2 separate regions of the Homo sapiens genome follow, and region 1 is linked to region 2. Evidence: chromatin loops called from intact Hi-C (ENCODE). Cell type or tissue: PC-9. All regions are shown on one strand. Each heading gives the region's core, and the rest is flanking DNA. Links, peaks and the distances in the headings are about the cores only. Region 1 holds the start of PLEKHA7 (pleckstrin homology domain containing A7). Region 2 overlaps PLEKHA7 (pleckstrin homology domain containing A7).

What was found. A loop is a pair of places that touch in the nucleus more often than their neighbours do. Peaks named below come from ENCODE experiments on the same cell type or tissue, not always from the same donor. Only the 100,000 strongest peaks of a DNase experiment are listed, where the experiment ranks them.
Region 1: it touches region 2 in a loop (5-fold over the local background); 15 of 110 quality-filtered maps call a loop at or near these places.

What each region holds. Positions count from the first base shown.
Region 1 is chr11:17,011,502-17,026,692 of GRCh38, reverse strand. It overlaps PLEKHA7 (pleckstrin homology domain containing A7), which reads left to right and starts at 12,279. Exons shown (of 27, transcript NM_001329630.2): 1 at 12,279-12,377; 2 at 12,492-12,568; 3 at 12,647-12,704. The coding sequence starts at 12,292. RefSeq lists enhancers at 4,648-5,149, 13,756-14,517 and a silencer at 13,577-13,871. In PC-9, for the core only: CTCF peaks have their summits at 11,229 and 11,434 (motif pointing left); DNase peaks (open chromatin) are centred at 7,262, 11,172 and 13,662; H3K4me3 peaks cover 3,684 bases; H3K27ac peaks cover 4,766 bases.
Region 2 is chr11:16,949,842-16,965,032 of GRCh38, reverse strand. The region is part of intron 3 of PLEKHA7 (pleckstrin homology domain containing A7); the gene reads left to right. Among named protein-coding and RNA genes, the nearest start is that of SNORD147, 31 kb to the right of the region's middle. In PC-9, for the core only: no CTCF peak of the experiment used is centred there; DNase peaks (open chromatin) are centred at 4,542, 8,042 and 11,122; H3K4me3 peaks cover 869 bases; H3K27ac peaks cover 5,545 bases.

The DNA of each region.
Region 1 (15,191 bases), core at 6,473-14,472, 60 kb before region 2:
GGCAAGCCAAAGGGGACCTTTGATCTGGGGGAAGTGCTTAGGGCTGGAGGTCAGGAGTCATGGATTCTAGTTCTTCCTGGGTCCCAAAGGTCCCTTTGGGTCCTCAGACAAATACTCCAGCTCCTCACTTTATAGAAAAAGAAACAGAGAGCCGGGGTGATGGCTCACACTTGCAATCCCAGCACTTTGGGAGGCCAAGGTGGGTGGATGCCCTGAGGTTGGGAGTTCGAGATCAGCCTGGGCAACATGGTGAAACATTGTCTCTACTAAAAATACAAAATTTAGCCGGGTGTGGTGGCAGGCACCTGTAGTCTCAGCTAATCGTGAGGCTGAGGCAGGAGAATCGTTTGAACCCAGGAGGTGGAGGTTGCAGTAAGCCGAGATCACATCACTTCACTCCAGTCTTGGTGACAGAGCAAGACTCTGAAAAAAAAAAGAAGAAAGAAGGAGAAGAGAAGAAGAAGGAGAAGGAGAAGAAGAAAAAGAAAAAAACAACAACAACAACAGAAGGCCAAGGACCATCTCTAAGAACCGTACCAGTTTAAAAGTCTATGCATCTCTGATCTCTCCCTTATTACGCAGGACAGAAAGTGAGCTGCAGGACCCCCACCCCCACCCACCTCACCATTTGCTATCACTGCCACCTATGTGGTCAGCTGAGGTTGTGTGCACTTAAGGAGTTGGCTAGGATACAGAGGGGAGCTGGGTCTTCCCAGGGACCCAGGCAGCCCTTTTCTTTTCTTTTTTTGAGATGGGAGTTTCAATCTTGTTGCCCAGGCTGGCGTGCAATGGCGCGATCTTGGCTTACAACAACCTCTGCCTCTCAAGCAATTCTCCTGCCTCAGCCTCCCAAGTAGTTGGGGTAACAGGCATGTGCCACCATACCTGGCTAATTTTGTATTTTTAGTAGAAGCAGGGTTTCTCCATGTTGGTTAGACGGGTCTCGAACTCCCGACCTCAGGTGATCCACCCGCCTTGGCCTCCCAAAGTGTTGGGATTACAGGCGTGAGTCACTGCGCCCGGCTCAGGCAGCCCTTTTCTATCTGTCTCTGACACTGGTCCCTTCAGGACTCTTTCCATTTCCCCCTCATCATCCTTAAAGCTGCACAGCAGTGTCCAAGATCAAAACTTCTCAAGTACTCTCAGGCTCATGAATGGATAGGAAATGCCCAACATATACTAGATTCTCAAGCAGGGTGATGTCAGTCCTTCCTCCTCAGCAGTATTATAAACGATCGTTAGTGCTAAAACTAACATTCTCTCCAGATGGCTCAAATGCAAGTTCTCTCATCGAATCCTTACACTAACTCTTTGTGGTAAACATCATTACTCCCATCTTACAGATGTTCAGGGTAAGTACATATCTAATAATCAATGGAATCAGGACTGGGAATTTATGTCTGTGTGGCTTCTCTGATCACACTAGACTGTGGCCACACAAAAAATACCAAGTAAAACACTATACGGCAGAGTTTAGTTTTAAGTAACTTGATAGGATGTCCAAATCCAAATTGCTTCATAATGGAGACCTGTTGCTAAAGCAGGGCCATGTTTATAAGAAGAGGTGTTTGGGACCTTTATTTATTTATTTATTTATTTATTTATTTATTTACTTATTTATTTTTTGCCTTAAATGCTGTAAAGTGTTTTCATGTGCTCTGCAATATATTGAAAAACAACGACCAAGACTTGTGGATTGTGTTCTGAGGATGGGTTGTGGATGCTGTGGGATATGGGCCTAGGTGTGTGTCTGAGTGCTTTGGAAAAAGAGGCAAAGACATTGATATCTGGAGTTGCCAAAGCAGTGTGACAAAGCACATGCTGCATGGACCCTGAGCTGTGCAGCAGTACTTTAGGGCTGTGTCAGTCTAAAACCCCTCTACAATGTGACAGGTGTGTGGGTTTGTATTTCCCTGTGGGTCTGGGAAGCTGACTGAGCCTGGCTAGTGATATGATAATTGGAGTGGAAATGACAATAGGATGGCCTGTTAAGAAGTGTTGGGGGGTGGTGGGGCAGGCACTGTGGCTCAAGCCTGTAATCCCAGCACTTTGGGAGGCCAAGATGGGAGGATTACTTGAACTCAGGAGTCCAAAACCAGCCTGGGCTGTATAGCAAGACCTTGCCTCTACTAAAAAAATTTAAAAAAAAAATTAGCCAGATGTGGTGGCATATGCCTGTAGTCCCAGCTACTTGGGAGACTGAGGCAGAAGGATCCCTTGAGCCCAGGAGATGGAGGCTGCAGCGAGCTGATATGGCACCACTGTACTCCAGCCTAGGGGACAGAGAAAGACCCTGCCTCAAAAGTAAAACAAAACAAAAAAAGAAGTGTTTGGGCCTCTTAACTTTTTTCTCTCCCTCCTGAAGAAATTAGTCCAAGAGCCATTGGAGGGTGTGAGCAAGGCATGTGTTGGATGTGTGTGTGTGTGTGTGTGTGTGTGTGTTTTGGGGTATGGGGAGAGGAAGAGGAGCCTCCTATGCCAAAAGGAGGGTACCAAGGAGGCAATGCAGGTGGGGGGGTGCCCTCGACAGGGATGGCTCTGCTTAAGGTGTTGGCACTCCAGTGGGATAAGGAAATTGCCCAATCAAGGTGGTAAGGCAAGGAAGGCATTTGTGGGGTGGGTGTGATGACATAGACCAGGAGTTGGAACAAGGACAGAGTAAGGGGGGGTCCAAGTGTCGGGGGGATGGAGGAAGATCTGCAGTGTGGTTGATGTGGGATGTCAGAGCCTTGAGTAAGGTAAGGCGGGCATCTGCATGAGGAAGGCACCCAATGGAATACTGGCTACATACAGGGGGATTGATCAAATGAGTACATTAAGAATCATGAGAGCTAGGTCTCTCACTGTTGGAGAAGTTACCAGGGTATTGTATTAGAATTGGAGGTCTTGGTGTGAACTTACAGTTTTCAATATTTAGCTATATATCTATATGCAAATATAGAAATCATTAAATATATAAATGTGTGTAGAGCTCTGCCCACTGAGAAGGCCTGGAAATAGCAACACCCTAATAGCATGAGCATACTTAGCACATACATCTTGGTTTTTGAACACCATTTTCCAATAAAAGAAACTGAGGCTTCTTGGAGAAATGGCTGAATTTACAGCAAAGTGTAAGATGAGCCTGGAACATCTTAATGTACCTGAAAGCAAGGAGGGACTCAATGAATGATAGTGACATTATCAAATGAACACAAGAGCCAGCTCCAAGGGCTCACACTGGCAAGATCTGGGACAATTTGTGTATCAAAATAAATACCCATAGAAACAGATTATAACTCATTGAATAAGAGAAAACTGTGTGCATATGCAGACACGAATAAATGAATACACTGAATATTTGGTGAGATGTGGCATATTTACATGGTTTTAAAGCATCTCTTTGCAAAATATTTATTTCAAAAAGTACAAAGGGGAAATGAGTAACTTCATAGTAGAGAGGCTTGACAGGAGCCATCACAATTAAGGGATCAAAGCGAATATCATCAGTAATCATCAGGGATAACCTGAAGGCATGTGTTGCCTGATAGGGTGCAATGAGAAGAATACAGCATCCCTTATGTGATATTTCTCCCAAAGATGCATACAGTAAATCTAATCATAAGGAAACATCAGACAAACACAAAATGTGGGACATTTAACAATATAACTGGCCTATGATCTCTAAAGGTGTCAATGTTGTAGTAACCAACAAAAGACATCAGGAACTGTTACAGAACGAAGGATGTAGATACAACTAAATGCATCCCATGATCCTGAACTGAATCCTCATGCTGGAAAGGACATTGTTGGGATAACTGGGAAAAACTGAATAGGGTTTGAAGATAAGATTTTAGTAATATGGCAACATTAGTTTCTGATTTTGACTTTTGGTGTTTGTAATGTGATCACATAGGAGAATATCCTTATATGTAGCAAAAACATCTTAAAGTGTTGGGGAGGTGGTAATGAGGCATCATATGCACAACTTATGTGTCAAATATTTACAAAAAAAGTTCTTTGTACTATACTTGCAACTCTTCCACAGATTGTAAAATGAAAATTAGAATTAAAAAGAGAAAAAGTGTCAGGGAGAGTGGGCTTCTTGGCTGAACCAAAAAGGAAAGGGGATGCAGCCCCTGAGCTGGCAGTGCTGCAAACAGGCTGGGGGGTTGGGAACTGAAAGTCTGGGGCTGGGGGGACAAGCAGTCCTCATCTGAAGTTACAAGGCAGAAGGCTCATGGGCAGGTGGCTTCCGTTCTTCCTGGAAAGCCCTCTCTAATTTGAGAGCAGCAAGGTACTACTTGTTGCTATACCAGAGACCCCCAAGAGGAAGGGACTGTGTCTTACTGTGACGGTTAATTTTATGTATCAACAGGAGTAGGCCACGGGATACCCAGGTATTTTGTCAAACATTACACTGGGCATTTCTGTCAGGGTGTTTTAAATGAGTTTAACATTTTTTCAATTTTTTAACCATTATTTTTTTGAGATAGGGTCTCACTCTGTTGCCCAGGCTGGAGTGCAGAGGCATGATCTCAGCTCACTGCAGTCTCAACCTCCCAGGCTCAGGCAATCTCCCACCTCAGCCTCCCAAGTAGCTGGGACTACAGGTACATGCCACCACGCCCAGCTAATTTTTTTGTTTTGTTTTGTTTTTGTGGAGACAGGGTTTTGCCACATTGCCCAGGCTGGCCTTGAACTCCTGAGCACAAGCCATCCACCTGCTTCCACTTCCCAAAGTGCTAGCATTACAGGCATGAGCCACCGCGCTCACATGGCCGAGTTTAACATTTAAATCAAGAGACTAAGTAAAGCAGATTGATCTCTCTGATGCGCGCATGTTGGGGGGCCCACCGATCAGCTGAAAGTCTGAATAGAATGAAAGGCTGACCCTTTCCCAAATAAAAGGGAATTCCTCCTGCCTGACTGCCTGCAAGCTGGGATGTGAGGTTTTTTTCCTGGCCTGAGGGTAGGAATTGCACCATTGGCTCTGCTGGGTCTCTAGCGTGCCTACTGCAGATCGTATCGGCTTCCAGAATCACGTGAGTGAATTCCTTATAATAAATCTCTCAATTGGTTCTGTTCTCTGGAGAACTCTAATGGTTTATTTTCCTGCTATCTCTCTTTGCTTACATTGTCTCCTACTACGGGACTGACACAAAGTAGATGCTTAAGAGAAAGTTTTTAAATGAAAATATAAAGGCAGAGGGTGATTACGTCAGAGGCACAGAGAATAGCATGGTGGTGGGAACAAGGGTGAGAGATGAAGAAACCTTAGCTGACCTTGTGGGGTCCTTTCACTGCTCTGGGACCTGTGAACGTCTTGTATGGATGCTGCCTGCTCCCTACCGCTTTAGGACCAAATGTTGTGTATGTATGTCTGTTGTGTAGTATGTGTGTTGTGTAGTATGTCTGTTGTGTAGTAATAGAACAATTACACTGAGACAGCAGGGATGTAGTGGAGAACGAGTTTAATGATTGCAGGGTGACAAGTGAGGAGACAGGAGGAGACCCTCAAATTTATTTTTTTGTGGAGTTTTGGGCTGGAGCTTTTAAGGGGATTGTGGAGGGTGAGGGGCTGGAAAACTGAAGACATTGACTGGTTGGGCACGGGGGGGATGAAAAGCTCAGGATGTGGAAACTGCATTCTTTGGTGAGTCAGCTCTTCATGGGGTCCTTCAGACCAGTAGAGTCAGTAGTTTTATTAGTATGTAGGACCTGAAGTACTATTTCAAAGGAAAAACTTAACATTTTATAATGTTTAAGTTGTCTATAAACATTATAGTCCAGGGTCTATGTGATTCCAGGGTCTACAGTCCAGGGTCTATGTGATTCCAGAACAATAGACACCAAATAACTATGAAGAAGCAGGTCAGAGAACAAGTTGATCTCATGATTCATACTGAGTGGACTACCAATTGGTTTGTTTTTCTTTCTCATCTTTTTAAAAATTAATTTTGGCCAGGCGCAGTGGCTCATGCCTGTAATCCCAGCACTTTGGGAGACCAAGGCGGGTGGATCACCTGAGGTCGGGAATTCGAGACCAGCCTGACCAACATGGAGAAACCCTGTCTCTACTAAAAATACAAAATTAGCCTGGCATGGTGGCACTTGCCTGTAATCCCAGCTACTCGGGAGGCTGAGGCAGGAGAATTGCTTGAACTCTGGAGGCGGAGGTTGCATTGAGCCGAGATTGTGCCACTGCACTCTAGCTTGGGCAACAAGAGTGAAACTCCATCTGAAAAAAATAATAACAATAATTAATTTTATAGGCCTCACACAGTGGCTGACACCTATAATCCCAAAACTTTAGGAGGCTGAGGCGGGCAGATCGCTTGAGCTCAAGAATTTGAGAGCAGCCTGGGCAACATGGCAAAACCCTGTCTCTTCAACAAATACAAAAATTAGCTGGATGTGGTGGCACCCACATGTAGACCCAGCTACTCAGGAGGCTGAGATGGGAGGATCACTTGAACTTAGGAGCCTGGGCTGCAATGAGCCGTTATCTTGCTGCTGCACTCCGGCCTAGGCAACAGAGTGAGACTGTCTCAAAAAACATTTATTTTTTAAAAAATATAATGTATAGGGCTAGTTTTACAACCACCATCGCAGGTGGGAAAGGAGCGGGGCTAACATCAAGGACTATGCTGGGTGTTCTATCTTCAGGTTGGAGTCATTGATTGTGTTCTATCCTCAGGTACCTGCAGTGTTCCTCCACCCCCAACCCTGCTTGCTCCAGAGCAGCTCTTGTCTTCCAGCATTTAAAGCATCCACTTCTCCACAATACTGAGAACGCCCTAGGGTGGGGACCATGGTGTATAGACCATTGAAGTGCTAGAATGTTGTAGTATCTACTACCAACAGATGTTCAATAAATAAGGATATGTGGTGTGTCCAAGGTCACAGAACTTAGTGAGAGGGCAGCACCCTGAGTCCAACCCAGATCTGTTTGACCCCAAAGGCCATGCTCTTCCATCATGCCATGCTGTCTCCTTGAGAGTAAAGGAGACTTTTTACAAGAGAGTAACGAATTATTGGTTACCCGGAAGCTGAAAATTCCTGGGCACATGTTTGGTTGACTGAATCACATTTTGATTTATTTCTGAACATGGACTATTTTGCATTTAAGTTGATGGCTTAGTGCCATGTACATCACGAGCATCTAGTGTAAAATAAAGTCCTTCACCAGGGCCAATCAAGAGAAAGAGCCTCTGTACAAAAAGTGCCTATTATCACAGTTGATGGTGCTTTGTCCTGAGATAATTAGGCTGGAAAGGGCCCTGGACAGGTGTTGGAGTCTGGTCTATGTTACATAACTAGCCATATGATCTTTGGTCTTTAATGTTTCATTGTTAAAGAATGTTTCTGTTTGTCTAAGAGAGATACTCTCAAAAGAAACATTTGGTTATTTGTAATTTTCTAACACATTTTAAAATAATTTTTAATTTTGAGATAATTATAGACACATGAATTTGCAAAGATAATAGAGAGGTCTCTGTTTACCCTTCACTCAGTTTCCCCCAATGGTTACATCTTATTAAACTACAGAACAATATCAAAACCAGGAAACTGACATTGATACAATGTGTTTATATACTTCTGTTATTTTATTTGAGTGTCAATTTGTGTATAACTATGATTGCAGTCAAGATAAAGAATTATGGTCAGTGCAGTGGCTCATGCCTGTAATCCTAGTACTTTGGCAGGCCAAGGAGGGTGGATCACTTGAGGCCAGGAGTTCAAGACCAGCCTGGCCAACATGGTGAAACCCTGGCTCTACTAAAAATACAAAAAAATTAGCCAGGCGTGGTGGTGTGTGCCTGTAATCCCAGCTACTTGGGGGGGCTGAGGCATGAGAATAGCTTAAACCTGGTGGTGGAGTTTGCAGTGAGCCGAGATTGTACCACAGCACTTTAGTCTGGGTGACAGAAGGAGGCTCTGTCTCAAAAACAACAACAACGACAACAACAAAAACAAAACACAAAACCCCAGAAAAATATAGAATTATTTCATCACTACAAAGATCTCCCTCATGCTATTCCCTTGTAGTTACATCCTTACATCCTCCCACTCCCCACCACCATCCCTAACTCCTGGCAACCACTAATAATCAGTTCGCCATCTCTACATTTAAAAAAAATATATTTTGAGAACATTATAGACCTTTTCAGATTGGCTTTTTTTTTTTCTCAACATAATGTCTTGAGATCCATCCAAGTTGTATGTATCAATTCCTTTTCATTACTGAGTTTTATTCCATGGTATAGATATATCACAGTTGTTTAACCATTTACCTATCATAGGACATTTGCTTATTTCCAGTTTTTCCCTATTACAAGTAAAGTTGCTGTGAATAATTATGTACAAGTTTTTATGTGGAAAAATGTTTCATTTTTCTGGGATAAATGCCTAGGAGTGTGAATACTGGGTTATATGGTAAGTAAGTGTTTAGTTTTTGGCTGGTCTCAGTGGCTTGCACCTGTAATCCCAGCACTTTGGGAGGCTGAGGTGGGTGAATCATTTGAGGTCAGGAATTCAAGACCAGCCTGGCCAACATGGTGAAACCCTGACTCTGCTAAAAACACAAAAATTAGCTGGGCTTGGTGGCATATGCCTGTGATTCCAGCTACTCGGGAGGCTGAGGCAGGAGAATTGCTTGAACCCAGGAGACAGAGGTTGCAGTGAGCTGAGATTGTGCTGCTGCACTCCAGCCTGGGTGACAGAGTGAGACTCTGGCTCAAAAAAAAAAAAGTTTCCTTTTTAAAGAAACTGCCAAACTATTCTTCAGAGTGGCTGTACCATTTTACATCCCACTAGCAATGTATGAGACATAAAGTTTCTCTGCATACTCTTTTGTCACTATTTTTTATTTTAGTTTCTAACATATAATTTTGAAAATCAGTGATAGGCATTGAGTTTTATTGATTACATATTTTGGCATTTATTGAGATAATTTCAGTGTGTCTCTTATTGGACCTATTAATGAATTGTATTATTCTATGTATCTATATGTATATGTTTTAAATGATAAAAAGATCAAACAGTATGAAAGGGGAAACAAGGTAAAGTAAATCTCGTACCATTCCTATTAGAGTTTCCCTCCTCAGAGGCAATCACTTTACCTGATTCTTGACAGTGTAGGGACTATATCTGTATGTTAACAGTAGCATATCACATGCACAGTACTGTAGCCTGCCTTTTCACTTTATTTATTTATTTATTTAGAGATGATGTCTTGCTCTGTCACCCAGAATAGAGTGTAGTGGCCCAATCATAGCTCATTGAAGCCTCAACTTCCAGGGCTCAAGTGATCCTCCCACCTCAGCCTCCCAAGTAGCTGTAACTATAGGTATGCGCCCCATGCCTGGCTAATGTATCTTTTGTAGAGATGGAGTTTTGCCATGTTGCCCAGGCTGGTCTTGAATTCCTGGACTCAAGCCATCCTCATGTTTCAGCCTCCCAAAGTACTGGGATTATAGGTACAAGCCACTGCATCTGGCCCATTTAATATCTTACAGACCATTCTATATCAGTACGTAGGGATCTATTCTCATTCTTTTTTACAGCTTGCATAGCATTCTGTTTTTGTTGTTGTTGTTGTTGAGGAATGTGCCAGTTTAATCAACCAGGTCTTTTTTGATAGACATTAAGGTTATTTCCAGTTCTTTGTAATTACTGACAATGCTGCAGTGAATACTCTAGTACACTGGAATTTGTGCCCCATGTAAGCACTAATGTAGGATAAATTCCTGACATGAAATTGCTAGGTCAAGACATTGAGGTTGGAATAGCTGTGCCAAATTGCCTTCGAAGAGGCTCAAACATTTTAAAGTCCCATCAACAATGAACAAGAATGTCTTTCTCTACAATATCTTTTCTTTCTTTCTTTTATGAGACAGAGTTTCACTCTGTCACCCAGGCTGGAGTGCAGTGGCGTGATCTCTGCTCACTGAAACCTCCACCTCTAGGGTTCAAGTGATTCTCCTGCCTCAGCCTCCCAAGTAGCTGGGATTACAGGCATGCACCACCATGCCCAGTTAATTTTTGTGTTTTTAGTAGAGACAAGGTTTCACCATGTTGGCCAGGCTGGTCTCGAATTGCTGATCTCAAGCGATCCACCCGCCTCAGCCTCCCAAAGTGCTGGGATTACAGGCGTGAGCCACCACGCCTGGCCAATATCTTTTCTAATTTATCTTTTCCAATCTGACATCTAAAAAAATAGTATTTCACCGTAAGTTGCAGTTCTTCTATTATGAAGTGGCTCAGTATCTTTTCATTTGCTTAAAAGTTATCTGTATTACTTTTCTATTAACTGTGGGTTCATACCCTTTGCCCATTTAATGTATTATTTAAAATCAATGTTTAGCTAGCAAAACACCGCTTTCCTATTTTCATTTGCTCAACAACCTCCTCAGAGGCAGGAGGTTCCTTCAGACAGGTGTCCCCCGTCCTCTGCAACCAGTTACCTCTTCTAACTCATAAATGCCTCCTTCCCCAACACCACTGTCTGTTCCCAAGGAAGGGCCCCTTTATGGTCTCATCAACATCTCACAGCCCTCCCAAAATTATGTGCATGCTCTCCCATCCCTCCCCTCTGGAGTGCTCTTTTCCCAGTCAAACCTAACCAGTCCTTCAGGGTCCAGCCTAATTCCACCTGTTTGGGCACCTTTCTGAATAACTAGTGCTCACATTGCATACAGTCTCACTTTCAGGCGCGCCTCCTCCCATCAATCAGAGCCTATGTCCCGAGAAGGCTGGGCCTGACAACAGCTGGAGCCCAGCTGCTGCTCTGTCTTTGCTCAGTGTGTGTGTGTGTGTGTGTGTGTGTGTGTGGCCGGGAGTCTGAGTGTGGAGTATGTTTCATTCACTCATCCTGCAGTTTTTTTTTTTAGACTGAGTCTCGCTGTTGCACAGGTTGCAGGGCAGCGGCGCGATCTCGGCTCACTGCAACCTCTGCCTCCCTGGTTCAAGCGATTTTCCCGCCTCAGCCTCCTGAGTAGCTGGGATTACAGGCGCCCGCCACCACGCCCGGCTAGCTTTTGTATTTTTTTGGTAGAGACGGGGTTTCACCATGTTGGCCAGGCTGGAATAGAACTCCTGACCTCAAGTGATTCACCCGCCTCGGCCTCCAAGAGTGCTGGGATTACAGGCCTGAGCCACCGTGCCCCACCCCATCCTACAGTTATTGAATGCGTAATGCATACATGAGTCAGGTGCTGTTCCAGGCATTGGAGACCAGGCAGTGTATGAGGTAGATCAAAGCCCCTTCTCTCATCCAGCTGACATGTTGGAACTAATATACAACAAACAAGACAAACACAAATATCAATTAAATGTAAACAAGTAATGAAATAGCGAGGGAAGGAGGGGAAGGATTTTCTTTGCAGAGGGCTCAGGGAGGGCTCCCCGAGGAGATAAGATAGGAGTAAAGACCCGAATATGAGAGGGTGCCGCCACTGCAAAGAGCTTTGCAGGGCCCCCTAGAGGCCCCGCCTGGCCACCGCTCTTCCAGAGATGGACGTGCTGCCGAGCCCTCAAAACCCCTTTTTTCTGTTACTTGACAGAAACTGAAGGCAAGAGCTTGCGATCCCTGCAACCTCAGTGGTGTGTGGCGGTAACCCTGCTCCCTCCTGTTTCACATCCCAGCTGAAAACTTGGGAAAATGAAATCGCGCTCGGCCTGCCGTTGATAGAGCACCTACTACATGCCATGGTCCGGTTAAGCACTTTATGCGATTGTTACTTCATTTAATCTACACAACAATCCCGTGTGGACTCGATTAACCTTACAGGGGAAGAGAAGGAGGCTGGGAATATGGCAGGAACCTGAGTGTTAACTTGGTTCACACACAAGCGGAGTTCCCGGGTCGGGAAGTTCTGTGGTGCGGGTCGGCTGGGGTTTACTGAGCGTTCGGGCGCTCGCCGTTTTCGGAGTTGGTCGGGTCCAACCGCGCGCCCCGAAGCTGCCCAGGCGCGCCCGCCAGCGGCCCCCGCCAGCGGCCCCCCGCGCCGCCCGGGTCTCCCGGCCTCGGGGGCAAAGGGGAGCGCCGGTGCCAGCAGGCTGGGGGCGGGGAAGGCTCGGGGACAAAGGCCGCGGGCACTGCGCTGGGTTGGCCGGAGCGGCTGCGAACTCCGGGCGCCAGGACCCGGCCGGGCGGTCGCTCCCTCAGGAGCCCGCGCCTGGATGGAGCGCCTCGCGGCGCCGCCGGGCCACGCGCAGGCCGAGCCCCCGCCACCGCCCCCGCCTCCGCCCCTGCCCGCGCCCCCGCCCCCTCCCCCCCACCCCGCGGCGGCTCCGCGCTCGGCGAACATGGCGGCGGCGACGGTCGGGCGGGACACTTTACCTGAGCATTGGTCCTACGGGGTGTGCCGGGATGGCCGCGTCTTCTTCATCAAGTGCGGCGCGAGGACCCGGGGACGCGGGGACGCGGGTGGGGGCGCGGGGGCGGGGGCCGGGCGGGCACCCGGCGGGCTGTGGCGGCGCTAACAGGTGCACCTCTCTGCCCGCAGTGACCAGCTCCGCTGCACGACCTGGCTGCATCCGCGCACCGGGGAGCCCGTCAACTCGGGCCACATGATCCGCTCAGGTGGGCGCCGGGCCGGCGGGTGGGGGGCGCGCGCAGCGGCGGCCCAAGTTTGACCCGACTTTTCTGGCGTTTCCGCAGACCTGCCCCGCGGCTGGGAGGAGGGCTTCACGGAGGAGGGCGCCAGCTACTTCATCGAGTGAGTGAGTGGGGCCGCCGCGCTCGCACCTGTGCCGCGGGGGGGGGGTCCCTCCCCGTTCCCGCCGGGCGCCCCGCCCTTCCTCTGCTCCCGCCGGCCCGGGCTCGTTGGCGCGCGCTGCGCCGCGGCCACACTCAACGTTTTGTGTGCCCAAGTTGTTTGGCGGCCTCCGAGAGGAAGGCGGTGGGGGCCGCACCTACGCTGGGGACCTGGGCCGGGGGGGAAGAGGCCGCAGACTCTGCGCCCTGGACCTTGCAATCCGGCTGGATTCGGGTGCTGGTGTGCGGGCTGGGCACGCCTCCCCTCTAGGGTCTGGGGCTGCGCCCCGCCGGGAGAGGCGAGTGCCGGGACCTGGATGGGCTCGGGTGGGAGGAGTAGAACGAGAAGTTCTGTCCTGGTGTGGGCCTGCGGGGTTGGAGTGGGGAGAGGGAGAGACTAGGGGAATCTCGCTTAGGAGGACGCCCCCTCTCCCGCCGCAGGCTCTGGGATGGTCTTGGAGAGTCGGAACCTCGCCCCCGGCCTCCATCCACTGCGCGGGCCTGCGGGGAGGGAGGGGGTGGGGAAGGGAACTGGTCAACCAATGACTTTCCTCGAGCGCTCCGCGTCTCTTCGGCCGGAGCTGAACCGGGGGATTGCTGGTGCTTCCGTTAGTCCACGGGCGACTTTTCCGCAAAAGCCCCGGAGTGTTGGCGCACCAGCCAGGTTACCCTGGGTCTGTAGGATCAGTCCATGTCAGATTGGGGCGCAGTAAGTGAAGGCGCGGGTCAGGCTCCTATGCCAGTACAGGCTTTGCTTTCCCACTCCGGCGGGAGTCTGTGTTGCAGCGTGTTTCCCTCTGCCTGCTGAGCTCCGGGAGGCCAGACACTGCCTTTGACCCCTTGCCCCAGTGCCGGACAGCAAGTAGGCACTCGGTAAATGTTTGTTCACTGAATGAATCAGCTCGCCAAAGGTCTGGACGGTGGTCTGACTAGTACTGACTGGGTGTACCTCGGCGACTGTGAGTCAGAACTACTACTGTTAGGAATAAAGCAGCCTATTTCAAGAAAACCCCGGAACCTCCTTTTCTGGTTTGGGTTCTTGCATAATAGTTGAAAATACTGATGGGTGAGATTTACAGACCTAAGGACTAGGGCCTTGCTGCGGTTCTATTGCCCTGCCTCATATGTGTGTATGTGAAGTTGGGGAGTTGGCTGGGGCCATCAGAGTCTTGCTGTCAGTGGGCCTCTCTGGCTCATAACTGCATCAGTTGATGTTATTACAATTTTCCTGTGTGCCACACGTTCACACGTTGTTCTAGGCATTGGGAACAAAAAACAGAAAAGTTCTAGGTGCTCATGGAGCTTGCAATCTAATAGGAGAGGGAAGGGAGTAGAAAATAAGTAAAAAACACAAATAATAATATCAGATCGTGGTTACTACTGTGCAGAAAGTTAAAATAAGGTGATGTGACATGGAGTGACTGGGTGGCTTGGTTGTACTGGGAGATCGGGATGGTGTTTCTGAATAGGCAACATTTAAAGTAAAATTTGAATGACAAGAAGGAGACATCATGTGATGATGAGTTGGCAAAGCATTTCGGGAAGAGCGAACAGCCAGGGCAAGGGCTTAAGGCAGAAAAGAGCTTGGAGTTTAAGGAGCAGGAAGGCTGGAATGTGGTGCACAAGGGAGAAAGTGGCATGAGGAGAGGTCACAGGTAGGAGAAAGGTAAATGCCGCAAAGCTTTGTGAGCCGGGGTGAGGAATTTTCATACTTTATTCTAAGCCCAGTGAAACGTCATTGGAGGGTTTTAAGCAGGGAAATGGCATGATTTGGTGTGTGTTTTTAGAACGATCACTGTGAGGAGATTGGATTGTAGGTGGCCACTGCAGGGGGAGGCAGGAGAGCAGCTGAGGCTGTTGCCCTCTTCCAGGCAGGAGTTAGAAGTGGCTTGCCTGAGGGTGGTAGCACAGTAGACAGGGAGTAGTGGTCACATTCAGGCTGTGTTTAGGAAATAGGCTCTTCACACCTTCATGATGGACTGAATAGTCTGTGGGAGAAAGAGAAGAGGCAAAGATGACTCCTCAGGGCTTGGGCACCTGAGTGGATAGCATTCATATCGTTGAGATGGGAAGAGCCGGTTTGGGGTGGAGGAGAATCATGAGATCTTGTTTTGCCATCTTACATTTGAGATATGAGTATGTCAGATAGTGTGATCTGAAGCTTGGTGGGGAGAGAGGACAGAAGAGACCCATTGGGTATAATAGATGTTATTCAAGGCCATGGGATTAGATGAAATCCCCTAGGAAGAGAGTACAGACAGAAGAGAGATGTTCTGAGGCTTTGGATGGTCAAAGCAGTGTTTAGAGGGGTGAGAGGTGAAGCCAGCAAGGAGACTGAGAAGGACTGAGAAGGTAGGAGAAACCCCAGGAGAATGCATGGTCACAGAAGCCTTAAAGGACAAAATCTGACTGGAGTAGGTGGAAGATAAAACACGGGGTGAAGACAGGG
Region 2 (15,191 bases), core at 4,394-12,393:
CTGGCCCAAACCTTTTTTTTTTTTTTTTAAATCATGTATATCCCATTAATAAATGAGCATTTGCCCCAACACATGTATGCTCATTTATAAATTATATACATACCTGCTGTGCTAATGAAAACACACACAATTGTAAAAGGATGGCATAAAAATAAACCTGAATAGGTGTTCTACTGTTTTCTTCTAGAACTCCGTGGGTCATCTTGAGCACCTCAGGATTGAGTGCTGTGCACTTTGGAGACCCCTGGTGTCCCCCAGTATCTAAGGAATGCTCTATTACTGCAGCGCAGTGCCCTGTAAGAGAGCGCACAGCTGGCTGGACCTCCAATTTCAGGTGCTCTGATTTTCAGAAGCAGGAAAGGCCCTGCCCAGCCAGCCCTCATGCTTTTTGTCTGGAGTTTTACCAAACTGAAGGAATCCCAGAGTGAAACACTCCTAGTTGCTTCTCTGGTTGCAGTCCTTTGCTGTTACCCCAAGGCCCCTCAGGAAGTTCCAAGAGTGTGCAGACATCCTGGGGTATGAGGGAAAGGCTGTTTCCTAGGCTTGGGTACAGCTCAAGGATTGGTGAGGATGTGGAGAAATTGGAACTCTTGTGTGTTGTGCATTGCTGGTGGGAAAGTAAAATAGTGCAGCTGCCCTGCTTTGGTGGTTCCTCAAAAATCTAAATAGCATTACCCTGTGATCCAGCCATTTCATGTCTAGGTATATACCCAAAGGAATTGAAAGCAGGAGCTCAAACAGATATTTGTACACTTAGGTGCATTGCAGCATTATTCATGGTAGCCAACAGGTGAAAAGAACTCAAGTTTCCATCAACAGATGAATGGATCAACAAAATGTGATATATACATATAATTGAATATTACTGAGCCCTGAAGAGGAAGGAAATTTTGACACATGCCACAACACAGAGGAACTTCAAAGACATCATGCTGAGTAAAATAAGCCAATTACCAAAGGACAAATTCTATGATTCCACTTTTATGAGATACCTAGAATAGCCAAATACATAGAAACAGAAAGTAGATTAGAGGTTTCTAGGGCCTGAGGGAAGGGAGAAATCGGGGGTTGTTGATAACTAAGAGTGCTTCTGTTTGAGGTAGTAACAAAGTTTTAGGAACATAGTGGCGTTGGTTGCACAACATTGCGAATATAATAAAGTAAGAATAAGACCTTAAACATAAAAGCAATGAGAGGTGGCTGGGGGCAGGGTTGGAGAAACAGGTAGTTAATTCTTTTGTCCAAATGCAGTGCACCTACTGATCAGATGCCAGGGTGTCCCTGTCCTTTTGGATACCTGCTGCCAGATTAGGGCTACTCGAATGGGACACTTGTGGCCACACCCTGGTCATTCTGACTGGCTGTACAAATAGCTCTCCTGGCTCCCCAGGGGACATGTTCATCAAGATTTAGGCCACAAAGTAGGGCCGTTTGTTCCCCCTCTTGCCCCTCTCCCCAGTCAGCTGACGACAGCTCCAGTGTTGCAGCCCAGCACCCCAGGATGGATGACACACCTCCCTGGTGCTCCATTGTCAGGGCTCTCTGATTTGCAGAAACAGGTAATAGTTTCTGTCTATGGTTTGGAATCATGAAGTAGGGCAAGACAAGTTTCTTTGGAGTTAAATTTAGGGCTTAGAATCCAGGGGGTGGCTGAGTAAAGCTGTATTTAACTCCTACTCCACCCTCAAAAAAGAAAAAAAAAAGTCCTAAATTAAGCAAGGTACAAGGAGCCTGCAGCTACCTCAACCAAATTGGAACACATACCTCTAAAAATAAAAGATGCTGAAGTCTAGAAAATACCAAATATGGTTATAGGTCAGGCACTTGCTTCTCTGCTTTTCTAATGTCACCATCCCTGTCCCAGTCCTGGAGCTGCACAGAAGTGGCATGGCCCTCCTCTAGGAGGACTGCACTGTGTACAAGGCCTTGTCTTTCCGTGATACATCCTGGGTCAAGGAGTGGAAGGCCACCTCATCTACAGAAAAGGAGGCTGAATCCAGAGGGTTGCAGTGGCTGCCTTGCTCCTCGTCACTCTGATTGTCTTGCAGTGGGAGGAACAAGTATGCATTTGCTTCTCTTGTATCTTTAACTCAGAGCTCCACTCAGTGCCATCTAGTTCCCAAGGCACCAGTAGCCAGGCCCCATATCTTGAGCACTGTGATTTTCTTTTTGTTGTTGTTGTTGTTGCTTCTGGGAGATGTGGGTACATGAGACATTCTTAGAAACACAAGTTCAGGGGAGGCTGCCAAAGGACCACATCAAGGTGCTTGTGGGCCAGGTGCAGTGGCTCATGCCTGTAATCCCAGCACTTTCAGAGGCTGAGGTGGGTGGATCACTTGAGGTCAGGAGTTCAAGACCAGCCTGGCCAACATGGTGAAACCACATCTCTACTAAAAATATAAAAATTAGCTGGGCATGGTGGTATGCACCTGTAGTCCCAGCCACTCAGGAGGCTGAGGCAGGAGAATCGCTTGAACCCAGGAGATACAGGTTGCAGTGAGCTGAGATCATACTGCTACACTCCAGCCTGGGCAATGGTATGAGACTGTATCCAAAAATAAGGTGCTTGTGGCTACAGGCAGAACTTGAGTTCTCAGGGAGCGAAGACTTAAGGTGGTTTTGGGTCGTGAGTGTTGCACAGTGGAGATAATAACCACGGTGGAAAGATATTGGGCACTTACTGCTCATTGACTGGTCGCCAAGAGTCTTTTTACACAAGTGATCTCACAACCACCCCATCAGGTGGACACTGTGATAATGCCCATTCAGAGTGAGAAAACATAGGCTAATTAGCCCCCTCATGGCCACACAGCCAGCGAGAGGCAAAGATGGGATTGGAATCCAGGCAGTCTGTCTCTAGCACTTTGCCACCATGTACATCAGTCATTTCTGCCAAAGCCACAGGGCTGCCTCCTCATCTGAAGCACAGGGCACTGTTTTAGGAAAAAGAATCGATTAAAGGTTGACTTGCTTCCCCCCATTTCCTCCCTTCTGAAGTGGGAGTGGGATCAGCTTGATTTTGCAACGTAGGCTCCTGCTTTATACCTGGTGTGTTGTGGTCAGGCCCCACAGGACATATTCGTCATGCACTTACTATGTGCCAGACCCTTCCATAGGTGTTTTACTCATGTTATCTCACAGCAGCCAATGAGGCAGGTGGTACTGATCCTAATTTACAGGTGAGAAAACTGAAGCACGGAGAAGTGAAAGACTTGCCTAAGTTAAATCACGAATTAATGGCATAACCTGAATTTCATCTCAGGACCATCTGACTCAAAAGTCCATGGCCTTCTCACCCCCTCTCTGGAAGATGCCATGGGTCTGCTGTGACCTTCCACACACCGGGCCCTGCCAGAATCCTGTCTCTCACTTTGATGATGCCAGGGTGTGTCTGAGGACCAAGGTTGAAACAACTCTGTCCCCTTCTGGGGATGATGCTGCCCAGGGGAGAATAACAGCTCAGGATGTCACCCTCCAGGCACAGCCAGGGGTGGGTGCAGGGTTGGAGGGCCTCTTTTCTGGGCCACTTCTCCGGTTGCCTGTAGCCCGTAATTGTAAACTCTCTGGAGCTCTTGGCTGCCTGGCTGGAAGCTGAGGAAGGCTCATAGCCTTTGAGAGGCCAGGGCTGGTGTGAGAAGCAGGTACTTTTCCCATCTTTGAGTCTTACTCTCCGATGAGCTGAGCATAGCCTGGCGTTAGGACCACCTCAAGGCGCTTGGGCGGCCTTTCCACAGCCCTGCCTGGCTGAGTCGCCAAGATTCTGTCCTTTCTTCTGGAGCCTTGGTCATCCTAGTGAGTGGCAGAGAAACCAGCTGGGACTGGGGATGGGGACAGGGTGGTTTGGGGACCTCACTGAGGAAACTTCGCTGAATGACCCGATTTTTCTAAAACTTGAGGGTTTTGTGTTTTGGATTTGGAAAAAAGCTGATAATGAGGAGGAATGTTTCAGAGAATCAAGCTTTTTAGACAGAGACCCCCTCTTGGGCACGGGGCAGTGGCCTTCCTTGAGTGGGGTGGAGGGGGACTTGCTGGCTGGGTCTCTTGTTGTGGAGGAAAGACAGGCAGGGGCTGACGTGGTGAAACGAAGCTGGAAGTTTCAGGATGAGCTTGGGTTCAAGGAGTTGTGGGTAACTGGAGTGAGAGCTGCTTTCCCAGCCTAGGCCAGCCCCCTGTGTGCCTCGGTGTCCCCATCTGTCTGTTAGGGGTGAAGGTAGGGTCCCTCATGGCAGTGTTCCCACCCTAAGGCATTGGGAGGCCTCAGCCATGGGGTGTAGCTGTTACACAGTCGTTGTTGTTTGTTATTTATTATTTAAGCACCTCTCCTGTGGCTGAGCAGGGACCCAGGGGTTGAGTATCACCTTGGGCTGTGGCTCCCCTTTCTCCTCTTTGCCCTGCAGTCACCTGTTTATAGTTAGCACCTACTGTTGCAGGGGACTCTGTGCTGGATACTTCACATGGGAAGGTCACAGATGAGGGAAGGGCCTTCCTAGAACCCCTAGGGCGACGCTTGCCTCATCTGTGACCTTCTGCAGTGCTTGTTTCTGCCCATGGCGGTGGAGGTGGGTGGGGTGTGTATGTCTCCTTCTTCCCCTGCCCCCCAACTCAGAGCTCAGGCAACGTTTGAGTAAATACAGGGAGAATTTGGAATCTAGATGGCTTATCTCATTCCCACTTCCTGGCCCAGCTCAGGCTTCTGGGGCCCATGCCTCCTGCTCTGGGTGCCAGGCACTTGGGAACAGTAGCATGTTTCTCCAGGGCGGGTGGGACTTGAGTCCTGGACTTGGGTCCTGGCTGTGGAAGCAGGGGAGCTGGTGGGGGTGCTATGCATTCTGGACAAAAGGGAACAGGGTCAGCGTCCGGGAGTGAAGGGGGCCCCTGAAAGGAACGTGGCCTAAAGTGGAGAGTGAAGCCGGAGCAGAGCAGGGCGTGAGAACCTGTGTGGATGTGGAGGCGTGTGTGCACACACACAGCCTGGGCCAGCGAAAGGAGGGCACAGGAGTGAGGTTGGGGGGCAGGACCTGCCACTGCACATCTTCTGGTCTGTCAGTAGATCCCTTGGGGGGCAGTAGGTTTTAGCTCTGACAATCCTGCAGCCTTACCTGGGCTCCTTCAGTTGGGCTTGGCCCGGGGAGGCAGGCCCTGCCTCCTGGTACCTGGGGGGAAGTAGGTACAGTCCTCCAGGGCTGCTGAGGGGAGCCCGCAACCCCCTCCAGAAGCAGGTTTTATGGGAGAGCTTTAGCCAGGAACCACACACTGATAAAGAAGTGTTTTCATTCTCAGGGGCGTTAATTAACACAGATTAGATTTCAACTGAGTAGGCCTTTTGTTGCTCCAGCCTTTCTATCAAGGTGGTTTCAATACCACTGTGGTTTCACGGAGCCAATTCAGGTTCATTATTCTCATCTGTTACTATCCTGGGTGTTCAGACCTGATGTTACTTCTTATGGCTCTCCTTAGTCCACTTTTTCAAACTTGATTCACTATGGGCCTGGCCTCTCACACATCACCCTCATTGGGTGCTGAACCTGAAAAAAGATAATCCAAGCATGTAGGCACATTTCTTGGCTCTGTGAATTTTATTAAACGTTTACAAACATGTTTTCTGCAGTTTCCTGAGGTAATCTGGCACACACAAGACAGGATTTGAATTTTCTTTCCAGTTGTCATGTTTTTTTAACAGTTCCATCCATTCCCACTGACTGGATGGAGAGAGATTGAAAGTGGATAGACATGGGAGCTCAATGATGGGAACTCATGAGAGCAAAGAAGGAAACAACAGACACTGGGGTCTACCTGAGGGGGAGAGAGGGGAGCAGAAAGATAACTGTTGGGTCCTGGGCCTAATACCTGGGTGATGAAATAATCTGTACGACAAACCCATGTGACATGTGTTTACGTATGTAACACACCTTCACATGTACCCACAAACCTAAAATAAAAGTTAAAACAAAAAACAAAAAACGAAACAACAGTGGTGTCAGGGAAGCTGGGCTAACGTCTGAAAGGGTGCAATGGCAGGTGGCCAGCCAGCAAGTGTAAACAAAAGGAGCTTCCTGGCTTAGGTAGGGCTCTAGGCCTCTTTCCCCCCACCCGCCTGTACCCACCCCAGCATTGACACTTCTGTTTTTCCAATGGGTACTGCCCATTCTGCTTCTGGGTTACAGTGTTCATCTTTCTTCTTCTTTTCAGTATGTTTTGCTCTGGTTACATCGGCTGTGCAATTGAGCAATTAGCAAAGTAGAAAATAAGTCACCTATAATCCTACCATCCTAGGATTATGATAGCTACGATTTTAGCATATTTCCTTCTAGATTTTGGGGACATTTTAAATATTATTGAGGTCTTACATTCTCCATGTATACATCTGTATATCTTGCACTTGCAGAATAGTTCTTTTTCTTATTGCAGAAATAATGCATATTAGACCGTAGAAAATTTGGGAAATACAGAGGAAAAGCACAGAGATGGAAAGTAAAAACTATACTAATTATTCCTCCATCCAGAGTTAATCACTCTTTGTGGCTGTTTGCATGTCTACGCTGCCAGTCTTTCCTTTCTCATGCATATACGCACATTATTCCTCACCACAACTTGGAATCATGCATACACAGATATTCTTTTTTCTGTTTTTACTTAAAAAATCCCATAAATATTGCATTATGATACAAAGTTTTCCTCTGAAGCGTGACCTTTTTTATTTTAATTTTTATTTTTTTGAGACAGAGTCTTGCTCTGTTGCCCAGGCTGGAATGCAGTGGTGTGATTATGGCTCACTGCAGCTTTAGCATTCCGGGCTCAATTGATCCTCCCACCTTAGCCTCCTGAGTACGTAGGACTACAGGTGTGTGCCACCATGCTCAGCTAATTTTTTAAATTTTTTGTAGAGGTGAGGTTTTGTCATGTTGCCCAGGCTAGTCTTGAACTCCTGGGCTCAAGCAGTCCTCCCACCTTGGCCTCCGAAAGTGCTGAGATTACAGGCGTGAGCCACTATGCCTGGCTGAGATATGATCTTAAAAAATTATTGAGGTAAGGCCAGGCACAGTGGCTCACACCTGTAATCCCAGCACTTTGGGAAGCCGAGGTGGGCCGATCACGAGGTCAGGAGTTTGAGACCAAGTTGGCCAGCATGGTGAATCTCCGTGTCTACTAAAGATACAAAAAATTAGCCGGGCGTGGTGGTGCATGCCTGTAATCCCAGCTACTCAGGAGGCCAAGGCAGGAGAATTGCTTGAACCCAGGAGGTGGAGGTTACAGTGATCTGAGATTGTGCCATTGCACTCCAGCCTGGGCAACAGGGCGAGACTCTGTCTCAAAAAAAAAAAAAAAAAAAAAAAAGAAAAAAATTATTGAGGTAAAATTCATGTAATATAAAATTAACTATTTTAAAGTCAACAAATCAGTGGTGTTCACCACATTCATGGTGTTTTACAACCATCATCTCTGTCTAGTTCCAGAATAGTCCCATCACTCCAAGGTAAAAACCCTTATCTGCTAAGCCAGTTTTTCCCATTTCTCTCAGCTTCTGGAAACCAACCAATCTACCTTCTGTCTCTGTAGACTTATCTGCTCTGGATATTTCATATAAATGGAATCATACATGAGATAATTTTTAATGGCTGCTGGATATGCTTTTATTGATCGATTTAAATAAGCCTCGGGTCTTCAGCATGAGGTCTTCTCATCATAAAGCTAGATTCTGTCATATGGATATACCAGAATTTTCTAACCAATTCCTTGTTTTTGGATACTGAGATTGTTTCCAGTTTTTTAATGCCATAAGTAATAATGTGTTGAACATCTGTATGCCTAGACCTCTTTTTGTATCTCAGATTAACAAGAACATGTATTCTTGAATATCCCCATGGAATTTAGTTTGAAAGTGGTTGTGAAGTAAACCCCTTTTTTGTTAGTTTTTTCTTCCCTTGAATGAAAGGCTCTTGCCACTAACCTTTGGGCTCCCTGTTGCTTACCTGAGTCTTATCTCATCCATCAGAACAATTCCTTAGCAGGTGACTAATGCTGCGCCTAAAGCCACGGGGGGAGGTGATAATGCCTCACATTACACAAAACTTAAACCTACCACTTTCCTTGGGATCATCTGGGCTGTCTTTATCTTTCTGTTCTTCAAGGCAGTGTAACTTTTGCATTGACTGGTTAAACTGCTTTAGATTGAGTTGACAGGGCTGGCCAGTCCTTGCAGAACATTATAACCGCCAGAGACCTCAGGTAAGTGTGATATGCTGCTTCCTGTCTCTCATCCAGGTGCAGGAAGCACCAGAATAAAGCTGGCTGAGATGTCTTTTATAGACAGATTGTGGATTAGGGCCCAGGCGGGAGTAGACTTCATACCTCCTTTGGAATCCAGGACTATGAGGATTTCCCTTTATCCCTGTCACAGACCTGGATTAGGTATAACTAAAATACAAGCTATCTTTAAATCTTACTGTGGCATTGTGAGCGTGGGATTATTGAAGGACCATTAGCTGGTTCTGTTAATCAGTAGAGAGAGCCATGGAACTAGCTGGTGGGAGGAACACTAAACTGAGAGTCTATCTTTGCTGTGTTATGTGACTTTGGGAAAGGTACTTCTCCCCTCTGGGAACCAAGTGGTTCATACTCTAAGTGGGTGTTAACTTGTCCTGGGGGATTACTTCCCCCTTCAGAATTGCACTTGCTAGTGCCTGGTACAGAATGAGTATTCAACACGTGCATGTGGCTGGGCATGGTGGCACAAGCCTAGAGTCTCAGCTAATCCAGAGGCCAAGGTGGAAGGATCACTTGAGCCCAGGAGTTCAAATCCAGCCTGGGCAACATAGCACAGCCCTGTTTCTAAAAAATAAAACAAAATAGGTACGTATGTGTACACACACATACGTACATACTCCTCTGAGCTGCTCTGTTATGAGAAGAGAATATGATTGTTTTGCCTGGTCCCTGTGGAAAGTACAAAAAGAACATATTTCCACAAACTAGGCTACTGCGTGTGGTCACTTACCATACTCATCCCTAACTTTTTTGTTTTTTTGTTTTTGGTGACTGGGTCTTGCTGTGTTGCCCAGGCCTACCTTAAACTCCTGGGCTGAAGCGATCCTCTCCTGAGTAGCTGGGACTACTGGCACACCCCTGCTTTTTAAGTGACTATGTATGGTCTCTAGAATCCCCCTCTTTCTAGATAACCAGGTCTCTAACCATTCTCCAGTCATTTTAGATCCCTTCGGTGGTTTTACTAAGCCTGCCTTAATTTTAGATAACTGAGAACTGAACTTAAAATCCCATTTTCCCCCAAGCCCCCATTCTAGAGCTTTCTGGAGGTAGTCTTCACTGTCCTTCCATTGTGGACTGCTGGCTCATGTTTGGCATGGCCTGGAGGGGAAAAAACAATAAAAACTTAGAGCTCCATCTAAGCAGTTATTTTCTTTAAGCTTCATCGATTCTGAGCTTAACTATATACATCATCTCCTCTATTATTCTGAAAGCAGTGGACTTATTTGATTAACGCAAACACCTAACTGAACCTCTACTGGGTGCCAGGCACTATACTAAATGCTGGGGAATAAAAAATGAGTAGGTCATGGTCCTTTAAGCCCAGTTCAGTGGGACAAACAGGTAAGTAAACAACCATAAGGCAACAAGTATCTTCATGAGTATTTGTATAGAACACTTTAGGGACACAGGGGCAGTTTATTCCATGGGATACAGAAAAGGGAATGCTCAATAGGAAGCAATATTTGAACTGGGCCTTGAAGGATAAGTAGGAAGTTGCCATGTTGATGGGTAGCAGAGGAATACTCCAGGAAAAACCATTCATTCATTCAGCAAGTCTCTCCTGTTAGCCTGCTGCAGCCTAAGCATCAGGGTTCATTGGGGGTTTCAGTTTTCTTCTTTGTATTCTCTAGGGCGCCTAGCATAGTGCTTTGCGTTCAACAGTTGTTTGGGAATTATTTGAGTAAATAAAAAATCCATCTGATAAGGGAATTAAAAATTACTCTGACATTTGCAAAAACTGTTTCAAATGAAACAGTATATGTGAAAATAAAGCATGAGGCCAGGCATGGTGGCTCATGCCTGTAATCCCAGCACTTTGGGAGGCTGAGGCGGGCGGATCACGAGGTCAGGAGTTTGAGACCAGCCTGGCCAACATAGTGAAACCCCGTCTCTAATAAAAATACAAAAAATTAGCCGGGTGTGGTGGCGGGTGCCTGCAATCCCAGCTACTCCGGAGGCTGAAGCAGGAGAATTGCTTGAACCTGGGAGGCGGAGGTTGCAGTGAGCCGAGATTGCGCCATTGCACTCCAGCCTGGGTGACAGAGCGAGACTCTGTCTCAAAAAAAAAAAAAGAAAACATGAGACAACTGTAAAGTATGTCGTTAATATTTAACTTTCTTGTTGTTTTATTTTGCTATCTTCCAAAGAAATTTATTTGAATAATTTCTGTGACCTTTCAAATAACTAACAGCATCCAGCATCCTATCTTATTAGTTTTTGTTTTTTTTTTTTTAAAGACAGAGTCTTGCTCTGTTGCCCGGGCTGGAGTGTGTTGGTGTGATCATAGATCACTATAACCTTGAACTCCTGGGCTCAAGCAGTCCTCCTGTCTCAACCTCCTGAGTAACTGAGACTATAGGTGTGCACTACCACACATGGCTAATTTAAATTTTTGTTGTTGTTGTTGTTGTTTTTGTAGAGATGGAGTCTCACAGTGTTGCCAGGGCTGGTCTTGAACTCTTGGCCTCAAGTAGTCCTCCTGCCTCAGCCTCCCAAAGTGCTGAGATTACAGGTGTGAGCCACTGTGCCTGGCCATTATTGGTTCTTTATTGTTTGCTCCAATAGTGCTGGATAAGAAAACATTTATAGTGATATTTTTATTTTATCTTATTTTTTGGCTATTGTTTAACAAAATATGTAAGGCCAGAAACCCTACAAATCCCTCTTGCCTTGTGGAGTGTCCTCTATCTTTGCATTGTTTGCTTCTCAACCAGTGAAGCCCTGAAATTTCCATATGACTCCCCAACTAATTGTAGCTTCCTGTGTGTGTGAGGGGTCTGTTTCTGAACTTTATATAAGTTTCTGTTCAGTCAGCCAACTTTCTAATCATGATAAAGGGCAAATTATTGTTTTATAAACCTTGTGCCATTTGTCACATTCCTGTCTTACCAGTTTCTTAAGGGAGAGGTGAAAGAAACCCATAAGCACCCTCTAAATCTGCTTTGCATTTTCCTGCACAGTGAAGAATAGACTTTTCATATGTTTGAACAGAAAAATAAACACAAACTAGAAAAACACTGCCCTTTCCAGTCAACCAAGTATACTTACCTTTAGGAGGCAGTGAAAGTGGTGCCCTTAAATACAGAATTATTTATTCAAATATTAAGAATTAATAAATAAAGGGCTCTAATATAAACTTTGTGTAAGTTTTTCTGTGTATTTCAGTGCAAAAAAATATGTAGAGCATAAAATGAAATCTACCTGTCAAGCATGTGATCCAGAATCTTGGTTTTATTACTATTCTGGAAAGCCCCGGTCCTTATCATTTGGTTTAGCTTATTTAATCTTTTAAATTGGAAATAGTGTACAAAATTGTTCTTATTGTGTTCATTTTCTTTTGGCACAAGATCTTAGGACTTTAAGTCTTACAGATTATAGTCACTGTAGGATTCACAAAAGAACTTTCTTATAACTTTCTTTGGATTCTTCATACTCATTTAAAATTTCTTATGTTCGTTTGGTTAATCAGTACAAGGCATTTTGCTGATTACTGTGAAAAAGACCAAGGTTTAAGACTGGTCTCTGAGATTGTAATCCAATAGGAACTAATAGTATCCTCACCATGCCTTTACCTTTGCTGTTTCCTGTGTCTACAGTGTCCTTTCATTGTCCCTTCCTGTGCATCTGGCAACTTAATCCTTAGCCTTTAAGGCATAGCTCAAACTTCACTGCCTCCATGAAACTTTTCTTTGACCTCCCTGTGTCATTTAGGGCAAGGGTTCCCCAAATCTTGGGCTGACCCCTTGGTGGGGAACCTCAGAATTATTGTAGTGTCAGTTGTCAAAAAAATACTATTTTCAAATATATGTAGATGCCATTGTGAAAAAGCAAATTAAAAATTTTTTAAATTTAGTTAATTCATGAAAAAGCTTTGTTGGATACATAGAGGCTTTGTTCTCTTGTGTTTTTAAAGTCAAGAAATACTCAAAGTATAATTACAGGTTGAACATTCCTAATGTTGATAAATCTGTAACCTGGAACTTTGTGAACACTGACATGGTGCTCAAAGGAAATGTCCATTGAAACATTTTAGATTTCAGATTTTGGGGTTAGGGATGCTTAACCAATATGTATTCTGCAGATATTCTAAAATATGCAAAAACCCCAAATCTGAAACACTTCTGGTTCCAAGCATTTCAGGTAAAAGACACTCCACCTGTATTATGACGAAAGTCTGGGAATTTTTTTTTTTTTAAGTTAAAAGTAACTATTCCTATTTGTATTAGTTGGGGTTATGTTTAGCTGCAAATGATAGAAACTCTGACAGAACAGTGACTGAAATTGATTTCTCTTTCACATGAAAGTCTGGAGGTTGTCATCCCAGAACTACTGGGCTGGTCTCACAAAGTCTTCTGGGCCCCAAGCACTCTATGTTTTGCTTTTCTGCCCTCCTTAGCAGAAAGGAGCTTAATATGGCTGCTTGAGTTTTGCCGTCATTTTTATTCCAGGCAACAGTGGATAGGATCACCTCCCTTTCCCCTCTCACTTCCTTAACACACACAGTTACCCCTTTAGGAATACCCAAAGTCCTGCATGGTCCTTCTACCTACATCCATTCATCGGGACTTATTCACACAGCTACTCAGAGTTGCATGGAAATGTCTTTATTCTGGGTTATAAGGTGCCCAGCTAAAATTCACTAAAAATCCTTGCTGAGGAGGAAGAGGGGAACTGATCTTGGGGGACCTGTGTGTATCCATTTTGGGTCAGGCTGGGCCCCACAGATATAGTGCATTAGCACTCAGCAGTGTGGAAGGCTATTTCAGATCACAGTCCAGGTGCTGTGTGATACCTCACAGGTTCCATTCCTCAGTTAGACCTTAGTTTCCTCTGAAATCATACTTGTTTTGTCTCATAGGGATGGGAACTAAAGATAAACAGAAGCACAGAGATGCTAGTAATTAGATATGGTTGAGTATTTATGGATAAACCTTCACCAGCACTTTATCATCCAGTCTCATCCCTTTGGAGCTCCCTAATTTATTCTTCCTTTCTTTAAAATATGCAGCTCTGGACCAGCTCTTCCAAGAGGCATTCCCTGATTAAAACTGACAAGTTACTAACCCAGAAATGTCTCTAACCATCTCCTTTCCCATATGGTTTTGCATTGCCTCTAAACTTTTACGTTTTCATTTACATAGCTTACCTAGATGATGGCATGACCCTGTGGATAAGAGTCTGGGTCTCAGAGTGAGATTGCCTGGGTTTGTATCTGAGTTCTTTTACTTATCATCTCTGGGCCTCCGTATTTGCATTATACATGGGAACTAATAAAAATATCTATCTCATAAGATAAGGATTCAGTGAGACAATCCAGGTAAATCACTTAACCTAGAGCCCAGTTCGTGGTAAGTGCTTGGTAGAATGCACCGTTATTGTTGTTGTCTTCTTCGTCATCATCATCATCATCATCGTCATGATGTCTCCCCTCTTAGACTGATGGAGAGTATTCTCAGCCATCCCTATTCACTCAACTAATGTCAACTGAACACCTTCCCCATGCTGCATGGAGGAGGCTGAAGGGCAAGGTGAAACTGCCTGGGTTCCTATACCAGTATTCCACTTTCCAGCTGTGTAACACTGGGTAAGATACGTAATGCTACCAGGCTTTGTTTTTGTCTTTGCAATATGGATGATAAACTTCATAAAATTATGAAGGATTAAATGAGATAATACAGATAAATTCTGTCTGACACGTAGCAAGCACTCAGTAAATGTTATGATTAAAAGAATAGAAGGATGTTGGGGACTGGTTCCTGGCCCTTGGGGAGCTAACAGTTTTGAAGGTGAGGCAGGCCTGCGATGGATGCTTTCTACACAGTGCAATGAATGCCAAGGTAGAAGGATTCCTGAGTGTCGTGAAAATGCAGTGCAGAGAAAGATGTAGCTGGGGAAACATGAACGAGGAAGTGAGGTGGGGAGGAAACACTTTATCTATAGCATAAAGGCCTGGGAGTTAGGCAAGGGTATCTGAATGAGGGGAAAATGTTTGGGAAAATGTTTGGAAAAAGCTGTTCCATGCAGGGCAGCCCTATGTGCATTGGCTTGGAGATGTGAATGGCTCAGGCTGAGGGAATGGGCAGGTGGAGGGAATGTGGCTAAGGGTAGGCATGTGAGGCTAAGATATCTGTGGGGCCACAATGGCGAGCAGATCAGGCTGGATAGTACTTGAGCATTAGATTGTGGAAGGCCTGCGGACCATGCTTAGGAGTCAGGACTCTATTCTGTATCCAGCAGAGATTTCCTTTTATGAAAAAAAAAAAAAAAGTCTTATCTCTTCCCAAAGGAGAGGAAGTAGGGACATACATACCCTCTTCTTTGTGGGTATGCACAGCCTTCTTATCCCTTTGTTTCCAGCTCCCTGGAACATCAGGGGACAGCTTTGCACCAGGAAGAACTGGGATCCCTGAAACTTCCTGATTGGGATCTCTTTCCATCATTGCTCTGGGTGTTCTTCTTTCATTTCTTTGAAGGCTAGTATGCCTTAATTTGAGACTTCACCCGTAATGATATTCATGTCCATGCCCATTGGTTCTATTTTCTTGCCTCACAGATTCTAGGGCGTGGTATATAGCAAAGGATAAAATCCTTCTCAGCTCTTGGAAAATGGTTCTCAGCGCTCTGTTCTCCCACTGACTCCTCTCCCTGCTCCCTCCCTTCTCTGTGCTCCGCCCCCGCCCCCCGCCCCACACACACTTTACTCTGCCTTCACTCCCCCCTTAACCATTTGCTGTCTGGTTTTCATCCTCCACTCTCTGAGATCTGCTTGGCCTCCTACTCACCAAGTCCAAAGGTTGTTGACAGGCCTAATTCCCATGCCCCTTGTAGAGTTTGACTTTCTTGACCAGTTTCCCATTCTCAGAACCTCATCTTGGCTTGATGTTCTGGTCTCTCCCCTCCCCTCCATCTGTTTGTCTCCAGTTTGG